Regions from separate parts of the Homo sapiens genome. Here region 1 is linked to region 2. Evidence: read pairs that join two places in POLR2A ChIA-PET (ENCODE). Cell type or tissue: GM12878. All regions are shown on one strand. Links, peaks and the distances in the headings refer to the core of each region. The heading gives the core; the rest is flanking DNA.

What was found. Peaks named below come from ENCODE experiments on the same cell type or tissue, not always from the same donor. Only the 100,000 strongest peaks of a DNase experiment are listed, where the experiment ranks them.
Region 1: POLR2A ChIA-PET joins it to region 2 with 10 read pairs; 2 of 35 experiments call an interaction of 5 or more read pairs at or near these places.

Annotation. Positions count from the first base shown.
Region 1 is chr2:136,052,106-136,060,968 of GRCh38, forward strand. No RefSeq gene overlaps it. Among named protein-coding and RNA genes, the nearest start is that of CXCR4, 62 kb to the right of the region's middle. In GM12878, for the core only: no CTCF peak of the experiment used is centred there; DNase peaks (open chromatin) are centred at 4,356, 5,096, 5,465 and 7,246; H3K4me3 peaks cover 833 bases; H3K27ac peaks cover 2,305 bases.
Region 2 is chr2:136,316,242-136,325,104 of GRCh38, forward strand. No RefSeq gene overlaps it. Among named protein-coding and RNA genes, the nearest start is that of CXCR4, 200 kb to the left of the region's middle. In GM12878, for the core only: no CTCF peak of the experiment used is centred there; no DNase peak of the experiment used is centred there.

The DNA of each region.
Region 1 (8,863 bases), core at 654-8,653, 260 kb before region 2:
TACACAGAGGGAGCTGGGCTTGGCTTGACGGGGTGATCTCCACTTTCCTTCTCTATTCCCAGAAGACTTAGGAGGCTCCGTGAGAGGGAGAATGAGATAAGAATTTTAGCAACTTACTCTCTCCACCCTGTGAAAGAACTTCTGCCTTGGCAACACCCCTCCCCAAATAATTTTCACATAGTCCAGATGAGTGCCTTCCCATACACAGGATGAAAGATCCAGGGAAAAAAGTCATATCGGGACAATGGAGAAAAAAAATTGGCTTTGCCTCTGCATTGTGTGTCTAATCCTGGTTCTGATAGCCCTTTACAAAGTTCCAAAAAGTGAAAAGCAACCGTGGAAACACCTGTTGGAAACCGTTTTTGAGCTGTCCACGTTGGTACTGGCTGGTTTCCTCTGGGAGGCTGAGTGCTCAAAGCATCAAGAAGGCCAGAACAGAGAACAGAATTTGTACTCCATCATCTGTGAAGGCTTTACTCTATTTCAGTAGCTGTGAATAAAGGGGCTTTCCGTAAACATACGTTATGACCATAGATATCAGGTTGACTAATACAATTCATGGCTCTGGCGCTCTTCCTATAATCCACCTGACTCGAATACTCAGGGTGTGCCTTTTGGTGAGTTCATATGTTTGAGCAGTCAAAGCTTTATAGTCCTCACCAAAAAATATGTTTTTGACTTAATAGTTTTTAGATAAAAAATTTTCACAATGGATGAAGTAGTCTAAGACATTGATAAAACAAAATTATGTTAAAAAGTTCTCGACCTTCCTGCTCTTTTATGTTTTTCTCGCTAATCTCACACCTTGCTAATCTCTCACACCTCCTTTACAGAGGTGTAAATTATCTTCTTTTGGGTGCATGTACATCAATTGACACATTTATTTAAATTTAAACTCAGAGAAAAAATGCACTAGCTTTTGAGTTTAGAGTCAATGTGAGACCTCAGGTCCAGAGAGGTGAGCGGCAGTGGAAGAGGTGATAAAAGACTGATTCTGTGCTACTTTTATCACCTCTCTGGGCTTGAGCTCCTAATCTGTGAAGGGAGGCAACTATCCTAAAATTATCTTTAGGATGATTCATTACAGCTGTAACATGCAATGATTCTATTAAGAGTCTACTGAATAAGGCTAAAGCTATTCATTATTTTTTTTCTAAGAAGTTTTTTAAACTCTTAAAATGATTTCAAAGGAACAAATCCCTTGTAACTTGTAACTTCAAAAAGATTTTGAGTAATTGCTTTTTCATCACAATGTTTTCTTTAGGCAATGTACTTCTTGAACAACCTCTTGCTATATTCCTTTGGTGCTTGGTTTCTCTTTTAAAATAGTGATGCCTGCGACTGCCTATAATAGAGCAGCCATTTTTAGTTACTACTGAGGCCAAGCCTTTCTTTGTTGAAAATAGTTTTATTTTTTATTTTTATTTTTTGAAACGGAGTCTCACTCTGTCGCCCAGGCTGGAGTACAGTGTCGAGATCTCAGCTCATTGCAAACTCTGCCTCCCGGGTTCAAGCAATTCTCCTGCCTTGGCCTCCTGAGTAGCTGGGATTACAGGCACATACCATCATGCCTGGCTAATTTTTGTACAGTTAGTAGAGACAGAGTTTGGCCATGTTGCCAGGCTGGTCTCAAACTCCTGACTTCAGGTGATCCACCCACCTTGGCTTCCCAAAGTGCTGGGATTATAGGCATGAGCCACTGTGCCCAGCCCCCTGAAAATGGTTTTAAATGCATATTTCAGTGTGTAGATTATAGTGAAGCCTGAGGATTTGTTTAAAATATAAACATGATGCAAAAATTGATTTTAGATTTCGCCAGCATATTGTTGTTAATTGGTAGAAGCATTAGAATTGTATGATAATATGTTTACAAAGTTCATGTCAACTTTTATGGGAAAGCTGTGCATTCTTTTGTAGAAGACCTTATGAACCTCAAGCTTGTAAGTAATAGCTATCTTTTGTAAATAAGTTCTAGCTGTGTGCTAAGTACTTTATGACACCTGAGAGAAACTCAACTCATGATGATGACAGGGATGGTGAAAGTTGCTACATTAATTGAGTGCCTACTGTGTGCCAACAAGTGATTATATCCAGCATTATTTCTAACTGTTTCAATGTTAATATGAAGAAAGCATTATTAGCTTCATTTAACAGATAAAGAAATTGAGACTACTGAGACTCAGCAACGCTGGGGAGTAACACTGGCATTTGAACTCAGGTCTGCCAGACCTCTTCCACCATGCTAGGCTGAAAGGCTTTTCTGCTGATGGCTTTTGCAAAAATCATTCATGTACACTAGGAGGCCTAGGTGTGCAAAGCTATAAGATAAGCCATCTGAATGAAAGCTCCATTTTAGTAAAAAAGAAAACACTAGAAGAAGGGGGACATGAATAATAATAGCAAACACTTGTAAAGTCCCCCTTTGTATGAGATACTGCTCTAAGTGCTTTGTGACTACGAACACATTTAAAGTTGATGACAACTTTATGGGATAGGTGCTTTCATGGTTACCCTGGGCTTCCAGATTAAGAAACAGAGACAAAGAGAGGTTATGCAGCTTGCTCAAGGTCACCCAGCTAGTAAGTGGTAGAGCTGGGATTTGATCTCAGTAAATTTGGCTCCAGAGTCCATGTTATTAACCCCCTCACTCTGCTACCTTTGTCTTATGCTTAATTCCTATTATCAGGTAGGAATCTAATGGCAGGTCCTGCTGAGCCACCTGTAAACCAGCACAAGAAGGCATTTGAAGATCCCTTACATGTCCATATTATTTCTTGCTTGGAGTGGAAGGAAGGAGTATTGCCCCGCCTGTGGCTGGAAGAAGGCTGAGTAGCCATACAGTTCCAAAGCAACACCGTCTTCCTCTTCTGGGTGGGTTGGGTAGGGCACCATGATGATAACCTCTCTTTCTACATCCAGTCCCCTCCACATGCTCCCCTCCATAGCCTTAAAACAGGAAATAACCAGCACCCCAGTGATTTTTGTGGTGGTGGTTACTAGGTATACATAAGTATAAGATATTATCTCTAACCTTTAGGCGTTCATTGGCCAGTCACTGAAAGAAAGGAAAAAAAGAAAAAGAAAAAAGGAAAGAAAGGAAGAGAAAAATAGAAGGAAAGAAAGAAAGGAGAGAAGGAAAGAAGAAAGGAAGAAAGGGAGAAAAGAAGAAAAGAAGAAAGAAAGGCCAGGCACAGTGGTTCATGCCTATAATCTCAACACTTTGGGAGGCTGAAGTGGGAAGATCACTTGAGTCCAGGAGTTCGAGACCAGCTGAGGCAACATAGGAAGATCACAGAGTCTCTATAAAAAATATTTAAAAATTAGCTGGGTATGGTGGCACACATAGTAGTCCCAGCTACTTGGGAGGCTGAGGCAAGAGGATTGCTTAAGCCTAGGAGGTCAAGGCTGCAGTAAGCCATGATTGTACCACTGCATTCCAGCCTGAGTGACAGAGTACAACCCCATCTCAAAAAAAAAAAAAAAAGAAAAAAAAAAAATAGAAGAAGAAGGAAGGAAATGAAATAATTACACAGCATTAAGGCCAATGTGATGAAGAACCAATGTGGGCTATAATTGCCCAGGAGGGCTTCCCTGGAGATGTGGGGTTAATCTGAGCCATGAAGAATGATTATGGGTTGGCCAGGCCAGTTGGGGAGGGAAGGATGGCCAGAGGTAGAATGAAAGGGAGAGGACAGAGAGGCGCCATGGCTGAAGGGACACCATCCTTCCTTCCTCTCCCGCTGCATCCATATGACTTGTGTCCTGCTGCTGCTGAGTGCCAGTGGGTAAATACCTTCTCTAGAGCCCCAGCCCCTCCTTCGGCTCAAAAAGGTGAGTAACTAACATACTTCTTTGTGAAAAATGGGCGATCTAGACCTTATGAAACATTAATTTTCTAGTGTGTTCTCTATGAAGAAATGAAAACTCTGTATTTGAAGAAAGTCAAGGAAGTAGCTACAATACAGCCAAGCATTAACACAATGCCTGGATGGTTAGAAGTCTCAGGCTATTTAAAGACCCAGTAATTAACATAGTGCAATAACATAAAATAGGAAGGGCTACAGTTTACTCTGCACACAAGAACTCTTGGCAGCCACATGATTCCTTCACAAAAATACAATGACCAGTAAGTTCTGCAGATGAGTTTTCTCATCTATAAAATGGGTATAGTAACTGTATCCACCTCACTAGGTTGTTGTAAAGATTAAATGAGTTAATATACACAAAGTGCTTAGACCAACCCCTGCTGACTTATACACTGAGAAATGTTCTTAGGACAAGATGCTAGTTAGCTACAGAAGTGACACAGACCACATGTGAAGTGTGTGTTGTAAGTGGTAAATTTCAGAAATGGGTCCCAGAGGGGCAGATTCTTTTCCGAGGCATAACGGGTGATATGTAGGAGAAGACATGCTAAAGCTCCATTTCTTTTCGGTTGTAAAATGAGTCACCTTTTCTAAGAAGTGTTACATAAACCAGGTTTGGTTCATTTGAGCACGGTGTGGTATATAAGAAATAGAATTTGCTTTATTTTAAACCGTTTTTTTTTAACCAATTGGTAGTTGTTTAACAAAGCTTTTTAATATTTGATGTGAAGCAAAAACCAATGAAAGTCTATAAAAAATAATCCCAATATGATGACTCAGTAGCTCTCATTCTATTTGAAAGTGATCTGCACTTGGCAGGGGGTGGTGGGGGGAATGAAATCAGAAGGATTACAAGGGAGCTTCAATTAGATCTGTAACATCTTATTTTTTAAAATAAAAGAGAGCAAAAAGGCATAATACTAACATTTATTTAATCTGGGCACTATTAGATTATTTCCTTTGCTATTCTGCATGTTTGAAAAATTTTATTTTTCATCTAAAGAAATGTAGCCTTCAGCTCATTTTCCTCTCACCATATAGCTAACTTTACACTATATTCCTGCTCCCTACCCCCACTTTGGTTCCACAGATCTCTTCATCCCTTCTAGAAACAGTAGAATGTTTTGCATCTGTCTCTTTGGGGATTTCCACTTCAGCCTGACCAGTTTCGGTAAATGCTAACTCCATTTTTCCTTTCATCTCAGCCAGCACACTTTGTAGCGACTATTCACAGGTCTTCTGAGGGTGATATATCTGCGCCCCAGTGTCACAGCAGACACAAAATCTAGTAAAAATGAAATTTCAAGGGTGGCCTTGATCAGTATGAGTGTCAACACTAGGGACAGCAGTGGATAAGTGTGGGTAGAAGCATTGAGGGAGTGAGACAAAGGTGGAGATGAGGAAAATGTCACAAAAGGGCAGAGGCTGACAGTGGGGGCACTTGGCAGCCAGTTTCAGGTCTACCCCTGTTGCCTCGGAGATGGGAAGGCAAGTAGGAGGCAATGTGTTGATTGTATAAGAGCTTGTCAGATGACTTGTTAGCCCAGCTGGCCATCTACCTGATGCTGACTTGGGTCAACATGCAACTAGAACTTGGTTTCTGTAGAGGAATAAGGTCCCCTGAGTTGCAAGACTGTAGGAATAGCTCTACCGTGCTGGCAAATCTGTAACTAGCAATGAGTCCAGTGGGTCCTACCAAATGCTTATCGACTAATTAGATGACTGATTTAGTCTGTTTTGTACAGCTACAAAAGAAATACCACAGATTGGGTGATTCATAATGAATAGATATTTATTGGCTTTTGGTTCTAGGGGCTGAAAATTCCATTATTGAGGGGCTGGCATCCGGTAAGGGCCTTCTTGCTGCATTATCCATGGTGAAAGGGCAAAGAGAGGGAGGCAGTGAGGGAGGGAAGGATAGAGAGAGAAAGAAAGAGGAAGATGTGCAAAATAGAGCTGAACTTCTCCTTTTATAAGGAACCTACTCCCATGACAATGGCACTAATTCATTCAGGAGGGCAGAGCCCTCATGGCCTAATCCCCTCTTAAAGCACCCACCTCTTAATACTGTTACAATTGCAATTAAATTTTAACATGAGTTTTGGAGGGGACAAATGTTCAAACTATAGCAATGACCATTGTCAGTGCTGATGCCACCCATAAATACTAAAATTGATAGTAGCATTTTAGTATATATAGACTTATTTATGTCCCTGTTTCCCCTGTTGCACAGACTGACTAGGGGCTGTGCTCCCTGGCTGAAATGTTAGGACCTGTGGAAGCATGCTTTAAAGCTTGTCTTTCCCCCTTCACCAGATCAGTTTTCCATTGAGTTCTCATGGTGAATCCTTTTTAAAATGTAAGGTCCTGAAAGAAAGAATCCATGTGTTCTCAAGTTCTTGTATGCCCTGCCAGGACCTGTGGGCTTTCAACAAAAGTCATTTGAGGAGTTCCATTAGGTTGGCAGATACAAAAAACAGCTGTGCTTTCCAGAGAGAGAAATCTATGACTGCTGAAATCTGCTATCTTTGACTCTGCCTTTGCCTTTTATCTTTTCCTTTAGATAACAGGCTTTACTGTTTTGCATTTTACAGTCATATAAACTAATTCAGGATCACCCTTTGGCTGTTTTGCCATCTCAATGCACTCAATTTGAGTTGCTCCCTTAAAATAGCTGGCTTCCAATTCTTTAATCATGAATTCCAAATGACATCTTAAACTTGCTTGAGAAAAAGTTGAAAAGGACATTTTTGGAAATGTACAAATTGTTACTTATTGATTTACTTTTATTCAATAAAAATATGAGAGGCCGTGCCTTGGCTGATCCTGATCAGTTGCTTACCCATCTCTCTCTCTTCCTCAGTTTCTTTCTATGCAAAATAGAGCCAGTAATGGTACTTATAGCTTGCCATAGAGATTAAAGGTTTAACATAAAACACTTTCCCTTAAGAATATGACCATCTAGTTGGGGAGATGTTGACTATAAATAGATGTTAAATAAGGAAACAAAGCTGAGTTGCTAAGTGAGTATATGGATGGCAAATGCTCTGGAGCAGTTAGCCCTTCTCTCTAGCTGAGTAATGATTTCTCCATGAAGTCCTGTCCTTGTTCTACTGTCAGACTAGGTGGAGCCTCCTGCAGAGCTTCCACTGGCTGGCTGGACTCCCAGCTCATCCAAAGACCCCACCTGTTCCCAGTTCTGCCTAAGCAGCAGCATTCCTGGCCAAGCCCTGAGCTTCAAGGCTGATGGTGTCCACTTCCCCTTCAACCAGCACAGCTCTCTCCTTCTCTAAGAAAAGTGCACCTTCCTCTCATTCTTACATAAGGCTTGTCTAGTGAGAAAGTCCCTCTCTGGGTTGCCAGAGGCAAAAGTCTTGGTTGTTCTTTACTAAAAACTTGTAACCAGCTGCAACCATTAACAGATGTCAGACTGAGAACACCCATTAGAGAGTGCAGAGCTAGCGAAGGGTGAAGGGTTTTTTTTTTTTTGCCCCACTCCTGGAAAAGGACAATCAGCTTTTGACATTAGTCAGGAACTAAGCCCCTCTATAGTCTAAATTTATTTAACCTAAATTTATTTTAGTTCTTTCTCTTACTCTTGTCTTTGAGGTTGCCAATTTTAGATATACCTACAGTTTGCCCTTTAAGCCCCAATTGTATGTACTTTTATTTTCTTTGCTTAGCTAGTCATTTTATTCTCTATGATATTTCTTTTTCCCTTTTTTCTTTTTTGAGATGGAGTTTCACTCTTGTTGCCCAGGCTGGAGTGCATTGGCGTGATCTTGGCCCACTGCAACCTCCACCTCCCTGGTTCAAGTGATTCTCTTCCTCAGCCTCCAGCGTAGCTGGGACTACAGGTTCATGCCACCACGCCTGGCTAATTTTCATATTTTTGGTAGAGACAGGGTTTCACCATGTTGGCCAGAATGGTCTTGATCTCCTGATCTTGTGATCCGCCTGCCTTGGCCTCCCAAAGTGCTGGGATTACAGGCATGAGCCACCATGCCAAGCTCCCTGTGATATTTCTAAACATATTCTCAGTAATCTCTAATGCTCACTGCAGGACAGTCTGTGCCTATATTGTTATTGCTTGCTATAATGCAGTTTCTGCCATCTTCTTAAGGTTACAGAATGAACCAGCCTTGTTTAGGATATTTGGAATGACAGATATTAGGTGAGTTTCTTATCACCGCGAGGCATTGGAAAGGTAAGGTGAATGACAGGTACAATCTGAAAATTAAACAGTTTGTAGCACTTGTTTTTTAATCAGAGTTCAGCAAGAGTACATGATGTTTCCCATGGAGCCTCAGCATCAGGCGAAGGCATAGAGCTGTCACTCAACCACACGATGGCTATGAAACAAAAGACTCTTCCAGTTTATTAATTTAAATAGGCAAAACGAGCCAATTCCTGGCCCCGTTGTAATACAGAGTAGAGATAATGTACACATCCCAGACTCCCAGGAACTGGAAGGAGGCCATCCTGGGAGAGTGGGACTGTATCTCACCATTAATGCCCCACCCCCCAACTCCCAAATATGGGCAAACTCTGGTTAAAACAAACATCAAGGACAAAGATGTCTCAGAAAGGAAATGAACTGAGAAGCCCGGGCAAAGCCTCCTCCATCCAGCTGCCTGGGAGGGAGAGAGGTGGTGGTGGCCAACATGTGAGTAGTTCTTTCTCTCTTCCCTTCAGAGCCTCCATGGGAGGTCTGGATTCAGGGTATTCAGTTTCTACATATTTTGACAGGGTGTGTCAGTTCAAAGGCATAGAGCAGAGCTTTAGCACGGGGGAAATTGAGGTCATTAACGTATTCCAGCTCACACATTGGAAAGCCCACAAGATGATTTGCATGCCTAATGACTGTGCTCAAGTCCCACTGCCCCGGTAGACGTTTCCCCTGATGCCTCCAAGCCTTATCTGATCTCTTCCATTCCTGATCCCCTCTATTATCTGATGGGAATCATATACCCCATGCTCTAGTTATTCACAGTTCC
Region 2 (8,863 bases), core at 441-8,440:
TGAACTCCCAGACATTGTCAAGCAAGAGGATGATGTATAGGACCCTAAACTTTCTTTAGGCAGAGAGAGTCAGAGGAAAGGCAGGTGCACATGAGATTTTCAAAAGGCTGTGTGCTCTGTCAGATGCCTCACAACATTTCCTGGTGTTACATGGGGTGGCTGATATTTTGGTTTGGCTTGATAAAATACTTTGTGAAGTTGCTGGCTTGTTCCAGTTTTGAAATTGTCATGGCATTCATTGCTTCAAAAGCTTCTTCTCTTTTCTCTGTAGATGACTATGCTCTCTTCTGCATCTGAGAGCCCTCTATTTAGTTCTAAAGGCATTCAAGTTTACAACACACGGAGAAAACAACAATCATGCTACATTTTCACTTGTTGAAAGTTCTGAGAATATAAGTTTTTAATGTGTAAATTCTATGACATTTGAAAATTCTTTTTTTTTTAAAGATATTAGCTTAAGAATCACAAGAGATGGTCTCCCTTGATCCTGCCTTAAAGAGGCCTTCAGAGCATTTTATAGACAAGGCCATCTTCCCACTAGGCTATGGCTACAGTGCCAAGGGCCCTCAGGCTTTACAAGGTCTGTGAAAACGGTGCAGGCTGGTGCCCCCTCACTTAGTGCCTTTGTGAAAGGTATGCCCTCTAGGCCCTTTGGGGTAACACAGTCCTGTGGTGGGTTCTCCCATTTTACATAACAAATCCACTTTGAAAATTTCCACTTTTCTGAGCCTTCCATTGCTCTCCTTCTTATTCTGCAAGACAGTTTGGTGCATCTCTTTGCATTTTAGTCTCATCATTGTGCCCAAACTTCAAGGAGCCATCCCAGCAGTGTATTAGGACTGGTTCCAGGTGACTGCATCAGGGTGTCAAATTGGATCCATGGGACATTGCTCTGATGTCAGTAGAATCCCTCCTTATTCAGTCTTACATTCAACTTCCAAGATCCACTCCCATGTGCTCCCTCAGACCCCGCCAGCACACATGGGGAGCTCTTGTAGTGTGAGGTTGTGTATGTTGTTTCCTCCCATGGCAGGGACAATATTTCCTCACTTGAGTTGTGCTTAAACTGACTCTAGTTTTTGGTTTGGAGTGAAGGGAGAGGCAAGGTGTTCTGGAGGAAGATAAGCATCATGGTACAAAGTACCTGCCTCAGGTGAGGTCTTATCCTTGTTTCCAGGTGAGAGGAGGCTGGTTTTTTTCCAGCCAGGGAAAGGGAATGTCTTATTAGTTTAAAGGTTAAAAGGATTCAGAGTGTTCCAAGTTCTCAGGCTCATCTACCCAAACATCCTCATCCTGGGTCTCTAGATCCCATTCTTTCTGTATTAGAACTCTAACTGCAGCACAGGAAAACATTGAAGCTGTGCATTCAGTCTGTGTGACTCTGCTACCCTTCTTTTCAAATTCAGGGTCTGGATTTCAGCACAGCCTGCTCTCTGGCTATAGGAGACAAGTATTATCTCCCAGCTTCAACACTGCGAAGGAGCCATTTTTACTTTCATAGGATGTCTCGAAGTTGTTAGTTGGATAACTTGAGCCTCTTTTTTCTCTTTTTTTCAAAGGGTCTAAAGCCCTTAACAAAAGCTGGATAACTCCATAATTCTTAAAATTACCATTGCCTGGCTGGGCTCGGTGGCTCACACCTGTAATCCCAGCACTTTGGAAGGCTGAGGAGGGTGGACCACCTGAGGTCAGGAGTTCAAGACCAGCCTGGCCAACAGGGTGAAAACCCGTCTCTACTAAAATTACAAAAAATTACAGGTGGCAGGCGCCTGTAATCCCAGCTACTTTGGGAGGCTGACGCAGGAGAATCTCTTGAACCTGGGAGGCAGAGGTTGCAGTGAGCCGAGATCGTGCCATTGCACTCCAGCCTGAGCAACAAGTGTGAAACTCTGTCTCAAAAAAAAAAAAAAAAAAAAATTACCATTGCCCCTACCACTGAAGGGCTCCCACTGCCACATAAGCCAATGCTTCCCATACCACCCATGCTTCATCCAAGTTCCACCTGTGAGAGTTTTAGTAATCATGATGCAATTGCATGCCAGAGTTAATTACCACCTTACTATTAGCAGTGGAGTCTTTACTGCCCTCTGATCCAATTCCAAAATCCCATCTCAAGGGTCTGCTTTTGAGGCCCACTTCTGGTATTCTTTGTCTTAACCTGGGTTTTCCCCAAAAGTGTGAGCCTGAGAGAAGGGCCTGCATTCAGGTAGTTAATTTTAGTAAGTGACTCCAAAGAACAGGTGCCAAGGACTGAGGGGAGAGAGGATAATAGGCAAGGAGTGGGAGTTAATCCAAGAGGGCAGTCATTAAGTTCATGAGCCCATCATCCCTTTGGGAGACTGGAGCTTGATCCCAATGGGGTCCGTCTGAAAAGCTGTGCAGCCTGTGCCTCAGGATGGTCTGCTTGGGAGACACAAGAGAGGGGTGTTTACCCAAGTATCCACTTTCTTCCTTTCTCTATTAGTCAAGGGTTGCTCCATGGTGTGCTAATTCCTCATGCTTCCAAGCTTGTGCATGTTTTAAAAATGCATGGCGTCCCATATGGCGGAATAGAGATATCTGGTACAGCTGCAGCAAGACGTTTTCAGGTTATTCCTGCACTTAACTGTTCCTCGACATCGGCTGGGGTGAAAAGGTGGGCCATGATCACCTGAGGCAGGGCACGGGAGGTATCCTGTCGGGACCCAGCCAAGAACTCATCTGTTAAGTTGAAACCAGGATAGAAAATTAAAAACAAAACACACACACACACCCCACTAATGTGCATCTTATGGGTTGTATGTTACTCTCAATTTAAAAAAAAGTATGCGTGGAAAAAATCTCGTTTCATTTTCTCTCCTTTTATTTTTCTCTAAATGTTTAAACCATGGAGAAAATAAAATACCCCTAGGAGAAAGTCGCTTGTGTTTTCCAAAGGAAAAAAAAAATAGAGTAAAAAATGAAGAAAGGGAAACAAGTGAAAAGCCAGCTGCCCAAAGGACTCAATGGAAGAAAAATCTAACCCCAAATGATGCCTGATTTGTCTTGAAGAAGATACCACATCCCTCTGCTCCATGCCAACGGCTCCTCAGCCCCAGCACCTTTTCAGCCCCAGTGCCTCCTCAGCCTTCAAGTCCCAGTTGATTTCTCTGTGGTTTCCAGCTCCTTCCCCCTTCCTCCACTCCGCAGGGCTGGCCCTCCCACAGAGTTACTGGCTCTGTCATCTGTGCCCCTGAAGCCTTTGACACAAACCTCTGTTCTAGCATCTATCAGCACAGCAGCTCTCTGTTTAACCTTCCTAATAGATCAGGGCCTCCCTATTTTTTTTTTTTTTTAACCATGGGTGCCTTTTCCAGTCCTTTGTATGAGCTCAATTTCTGAGTTTCACTCATTTAGTTATTTAGCAAATGACCTTTCCGGGTCTGCTGTGTGCTGGGCACAGCGAGAGTGTGACACTATTTTATAAGACCCAGGTCCTTGCCTCCGCAGGAGGCAAAGAAATCCACTGGGCAGGTCGGAGAGGTAGCTGATTAAAAGTCCCAGCTCCATTATAAAGCCGGAAATCCTAATTTCAGGTGTTAGACGAATGGTCTTGAGCTGGCAAAACCCATGGGGTGAGCTGTGGAGATAATGATTCCATCAGAGGTGAAGACACAGGGTAGCCTGTGGAGGAGGTGGGTGACCCTCAGCTAGGGACCTGAGCATACACTTCCCACCTCACACAGGCGCGTGCGCGGAGGAAACAGAGCAGCTGTGACCAACCAAGGCCAGCTTGGGCGGGGAAGAGTGGGAAAGGGGGATGGGCTGTCAGATCGCTAAATCCAGTTGCATCCAGAAAGGACGAACTTGCTGGGTGCCCTATTAGGACAATAGTTCTGAGGACCAGAAGCAATTTAAGCAAAGTCTGCATTACCTGGCCCAACCCGTGTTTCCCCCACAGACTTTACTCCCTCCCCACCTGTTGTCCATCTTGGATCAAACTGACCCCTAGAATAAAAGTCAGCATGTGGATGTAACGGGCTGGGGCTGCCCACAAACCGGCCCTGTGAGTGCTTTGGAAAAAAACGCCTTGCCAGGAAAGAATGATTCAGAGACATCAGGGCTTCCACTCTCAATCTCAGGTCTCAGGGCAGTTTCAGGTCTAGGTCAAGAGTTGAAACAGCCCAGACAAACCATCCTCAGCTCCCTCAAAGTGAGGCTGCTCTGAACCTGTCTGAGGTTTCTGGTCAGGCCTGTTCAGAAGCTTGACTAGGCCTCACTTTTCCATTGGCGGCATGTTCTGTTAATTTGGAAATTTTCATGAATTATTTTGAAAGCATCCATGACTGGGGGGAAAGAAGTGGATGCCTGATTTGTCACTTTTATTTTTTCATTATTATTGTTATTTTTTGAGACAGTGTCTAGCTCTGAAGCCGAGTCACTGTCTGGGGTAAATGACCGAGATTCGTTGTCTCACGGCCATGGAAAACTAGGACGCAGACATACAAAGAGTGAGGTTCAGAGCGGAAGTTTAATAGGCAAAAACCCCGTTTTCTTTCTTTCTTTCTTTCTTTTTTTTTTTTTTGAGATGGAGTCTCGCTCTGTCGCCCAGGCTGGAGTGCAGTGGCGTGATCTCGGCTCACTGCAAGCTCCGCCTCCCGGGTTCACGCCATTCTCCTGCCTCAGCCTCCCGAGTAGCTGGGAGTGCAGTGGCGTGATCTCGGCTCACTGCAAGCTCCGCCTCCCCGGTTCATGCCATTCTCCTGCCTCAGCCTCCCGAGTAGCTGGGACTACAGGCGCCCGCCACCACGCCCAGCTAATTTTTTTCGTATTTTTAGTAGAGACGGGGTTTCACTGTATTAGCCAGGATGGTCTCGATCTCCTGACCTCGTGATCCGCCCGGCTTGGCCTCCCAAAATGGTGGGATTACAGGCGTGAGCCACCGTGCCCAGCAGAAAAAAAACAAAAACAAAAACCCGTTTTCATGGTAAAGGTTAAACTTTACCATGTTACCCAGGCTGGTCTCGAACTCCTGTGCCCAAGTGATCCACTTGCCTCGGCCTCTCAAAGCACTGGAGTTACAGACATGAGCCACTGCCCCCAGCCATCACTTGAATTTTTTGTTTAACTGAGGTCAATTTACATGACACACAACTAAGCATTTTTTTTTTTTTTTTTTTGAGACGCGTCTCACTCTGTCGCCTTGCTGGAGTGCAGTGGTGCTATCTCGGCTCACTGCAACCTCCGCTTCCTGAGTTCAAGCGATTCTCCTGCCTCAGCCTCCCAAGTAGCTGGGAATACAGGCACATGCCACCATGCCCAGCTAATTTTTGTATTTTTAGTAGAGATGGGGTTTCACCATGTTGGCCAGGATAGTCTCAATCTTTTGACCTTGTGATCTGCCCACCTTGGCCTCCCAAAGTGCTGGATTACAGGCATGAACCACTGCACCTGGCCCAAAACTAAGCCTTCTTTTTTTTTTTTTTTTGAGATGGCGCATCCTTAAGTGTACAAGGCAGTGACATTTAGTACATTCATAGTGTTGGGCAATCTGTATCTGGGTCCAAAACATTTTTGTCACCCCAAAAAGTTATCCCATATCCATCAAGCAGTCCCTCCCATTTCTCCCTCCTACAGCCGCTGGAATCACCAATCCACTTTCCATCTCTACAGATTTAACGATTCTGGATACATCACGTAAACACATTATACAACAAATGGCCTTATGTGTCTAGTTTCTTTCACTTTGTGTAATATTTTCATGGTTTATCCATATCGTAGCATGGATCAGAACTTTATTCCTTTTTTTTTTTTTTTTTTTTTTTTGCGATGGAGTTTTGCTCTGTCGCCCAGGCTGGAGTGCAGTGATGCTGTATTCATCCATCACTTTTATTTTTTGCCACCTCTTAATATCTTGGATGTTGAGGCATCTGAAGATGAAACTGGGTCACAGAGTCCCTCCTGTGTTCTTCGAAAAGGAAGCAACTTGTAAAGGAAGTGAGGACAACCCAAAGTGCAACTCCCTAAATTCGGTACCTTTAGGTTAAACACACATTTAGCTGGTTAGGAAAGTCTCCTTCTGACTCTGCTGTGAAGGAGACAAGAGAGATCTTTGATGTATTTATTTACTTTCTTGCTTAAAATAAAGCACTGAGCTTGAATTCCCTAAATGGGTCTCTCTTCTCTGATTAGACAGTTTTCTTAATGCTATAAAGTGGACTTTTTGGGCAGGATAGAAATACGATGGGTGAGTTCAGTTCTCCAAATCTTGAAGTATAAATACAGCAGGGCTTGAACAATGAGATGAGAGACAGACATCTGCTGTGGGGCTTGGTGTTTGGGTTTGGCTTGTCTCCACCCTTGGGGTTCAGCCTCCACCTTATCACCAGCCCACCATTTGTGCTCACAGACCTGGGGTCCAATCAAGACAAGAGAGCTCCTTTTTCTCTGATCTCTTTCCTTACCCAGCCACAAATTACAACAGAGGAGAAGAGATAAAGAAGAGGAACCTAACAGTGTGTTTGCCACCCAGTGACAAGAAAGCGGCATGAGAAGGGCAAATTGATGTACAGTTAGACCTGGCTGGGAGCAGAGAAAGCTCTCTTTCCTTGTGGGGGACTCACAGTGTGAACCTGCTAATGCTGAGGGACCAGCCAGGGCAAGCGCCCCTTTGACTTTATTCCCAGAGGATGGACTCCCGGATATCCAGGCTGAATTTCACTAGCAGATTTTTCTAGAATTTTCCCCAGAGTCCATTTACTTGAATTAGAGTACTTACAGTGAAGCTGGGGTCTGAACCTGTTAATTAAATGCGATTGGTGGAAACAACAGCTTTATGGGGCTACGGCAGAATTGGTGGATGGATTTCTCCACTCTGAATATAACTCTGGTTTTATTCTAGTATTCCTGTCACTCTTAGCTTTGAGATCCTGTTGGGGTCTTAGCCTTTTTCTGGGACAGCCTATAAGCTTCCAGCATTGCTTTATCCCCAACCTCATACTGAAGTGGTAGAAAAAAGGGAAAACAAGAAGCAGGAAACTCGAATTTTAGATCCAGTTCCTGCCATGGGCAAGTCATTACCATCTCAGTGTTGTGATCTCTAAAATGAAACAGGGAGGGGAGACGTTTGCCCAGGTGTGTTCTGTATATACCACTTCTGTGTGTCATTGTTTGAAGGATGACCTGGGGGAGGCTTTGGTCCCCACCCCTTTCCAGCCTGCTGATTACTTGGATAGAGGAAGACCTCAGGCAAAGAAATGCAGATAAGTCAGGAAGTGTAAGGCCTGAGGGCATGGCTTACACACATGGCATGAATTTCCCTAGTGTTCTGCATTTAGGATGCTATCAATTTTCACGTTAAAAATCACAGTAAAATGGAACAAAATGTTAATTTTTGTGGTTATTGTTGTTTTTTGAGACGGAGTGTCGCTTTATCACCCAGGCTGGAGTGCAGTGGTGCAATCTTGGCTCACCGTTCATGGCAACCTCCGCCTCCCGGGTTCAAGCGATTCTCCTGCCTCAGCCTCCCGAGTAGCTGGGACTACAGATGCCCGCTACCATGCCTGGCTAATTTTTTGTATTTTTAGGAGAGACGGGGTTTCACCATGTTAGCCAGATGGTCTCCATCTCCTGACCTCGTGATCCACCCACCTCGGCCTCCCAAAGTGCTGGGATTACAGGCGTGAGCCACTGCACCCGGCCCAAAAAGTTAATTTTTGCTCTTTGTTGTTTTTGTTGTTAGTTATGGTTAGTTGTTAGTTAGTTGTGCTTCCCCACTCCTCCACCCCCACCCTTGGCAAATAGTATAATGACTTAACAAAGAAGGAAGTTCACTTTTATTTCACACAACAGACCAAAGTGGTCCAGGGCCCGAGGGTTGACTCTGCCATTGTCCGCACCCAGCTTCCACCTTCGGTCTAGGATGGCTGCTTTAGGTCTCGTCAAGACCCAGGCAACAAGGAAGGAAAACGGCTCAGAAGAATAGGGTCTGGAGGCAGGGAGCATAAGGCCGATTCATGTTGCAGTTCTAGAAATAAATCAAACGGAAACACCTCAGCTATGACAGGAAATATCCTCTCCATTTACATAGGGTGTACACTGAGTAAAGGAGTTTGTAACTTTACTTCATCCACTTCATTTACAAAGGGCATACACCAAGTAACCAATGAAAACCTCTAGAGGGTATTTAAACCCCAGAGAATTCTGTAATTCCAGAGAATTCCAGAGAATCTCTGAATTCCAGAGAATTCAGCCCCTAATGATCAGACCACTCCCACCCTGTGGAGTGTACTTTCGTTTTCAATAAATCTGCTTTTGTTGCTTCATTCTTTCTTGCTTTGTGCATTTTGTCCAATTCTTTGTTCAAGATGCCAAGAACTTGGACACCTTCAACTGGTAACAAAATGGCAAGAGGACACTCACACCTTCCTTAGTAGGATATGATCTGGAAGTGGCACATATTCTACTCGTTTCATTACAAGATTTAGTCACATGGCAACATATTAAGCTGCAGAAAGGCTATAAAATGTTGTCTGTAGCTTGGCTATGTGCCTAATTAAGATTCAGGGCTTTGTTTTAGAGATGGGGAGAATGACTATTGGTGGACCATGCTATTCTCTGCCAGTAGGCTCATTATTTTCCAAAATGACTTGTGTCGAAGTTTAGTGCCACTAAAATTGCATGGTCATGCCAGTTTAACAAGTGTTTATTAGGGATCTTTTATTGTGTAAAACCTCCAGACACCATGGGAATGTTGATATGGAATATGCAGGCAACGGTTAGCACACAAGAAACAACTATAGACAGGGACTAACTTAAATGCTGACTTTCATAGTTCATACCCCACATATTTTGGAAAGGATCAGCAAAATCTGGAGTATGCAGGAATTTCCCTGGAGGAGGTGAC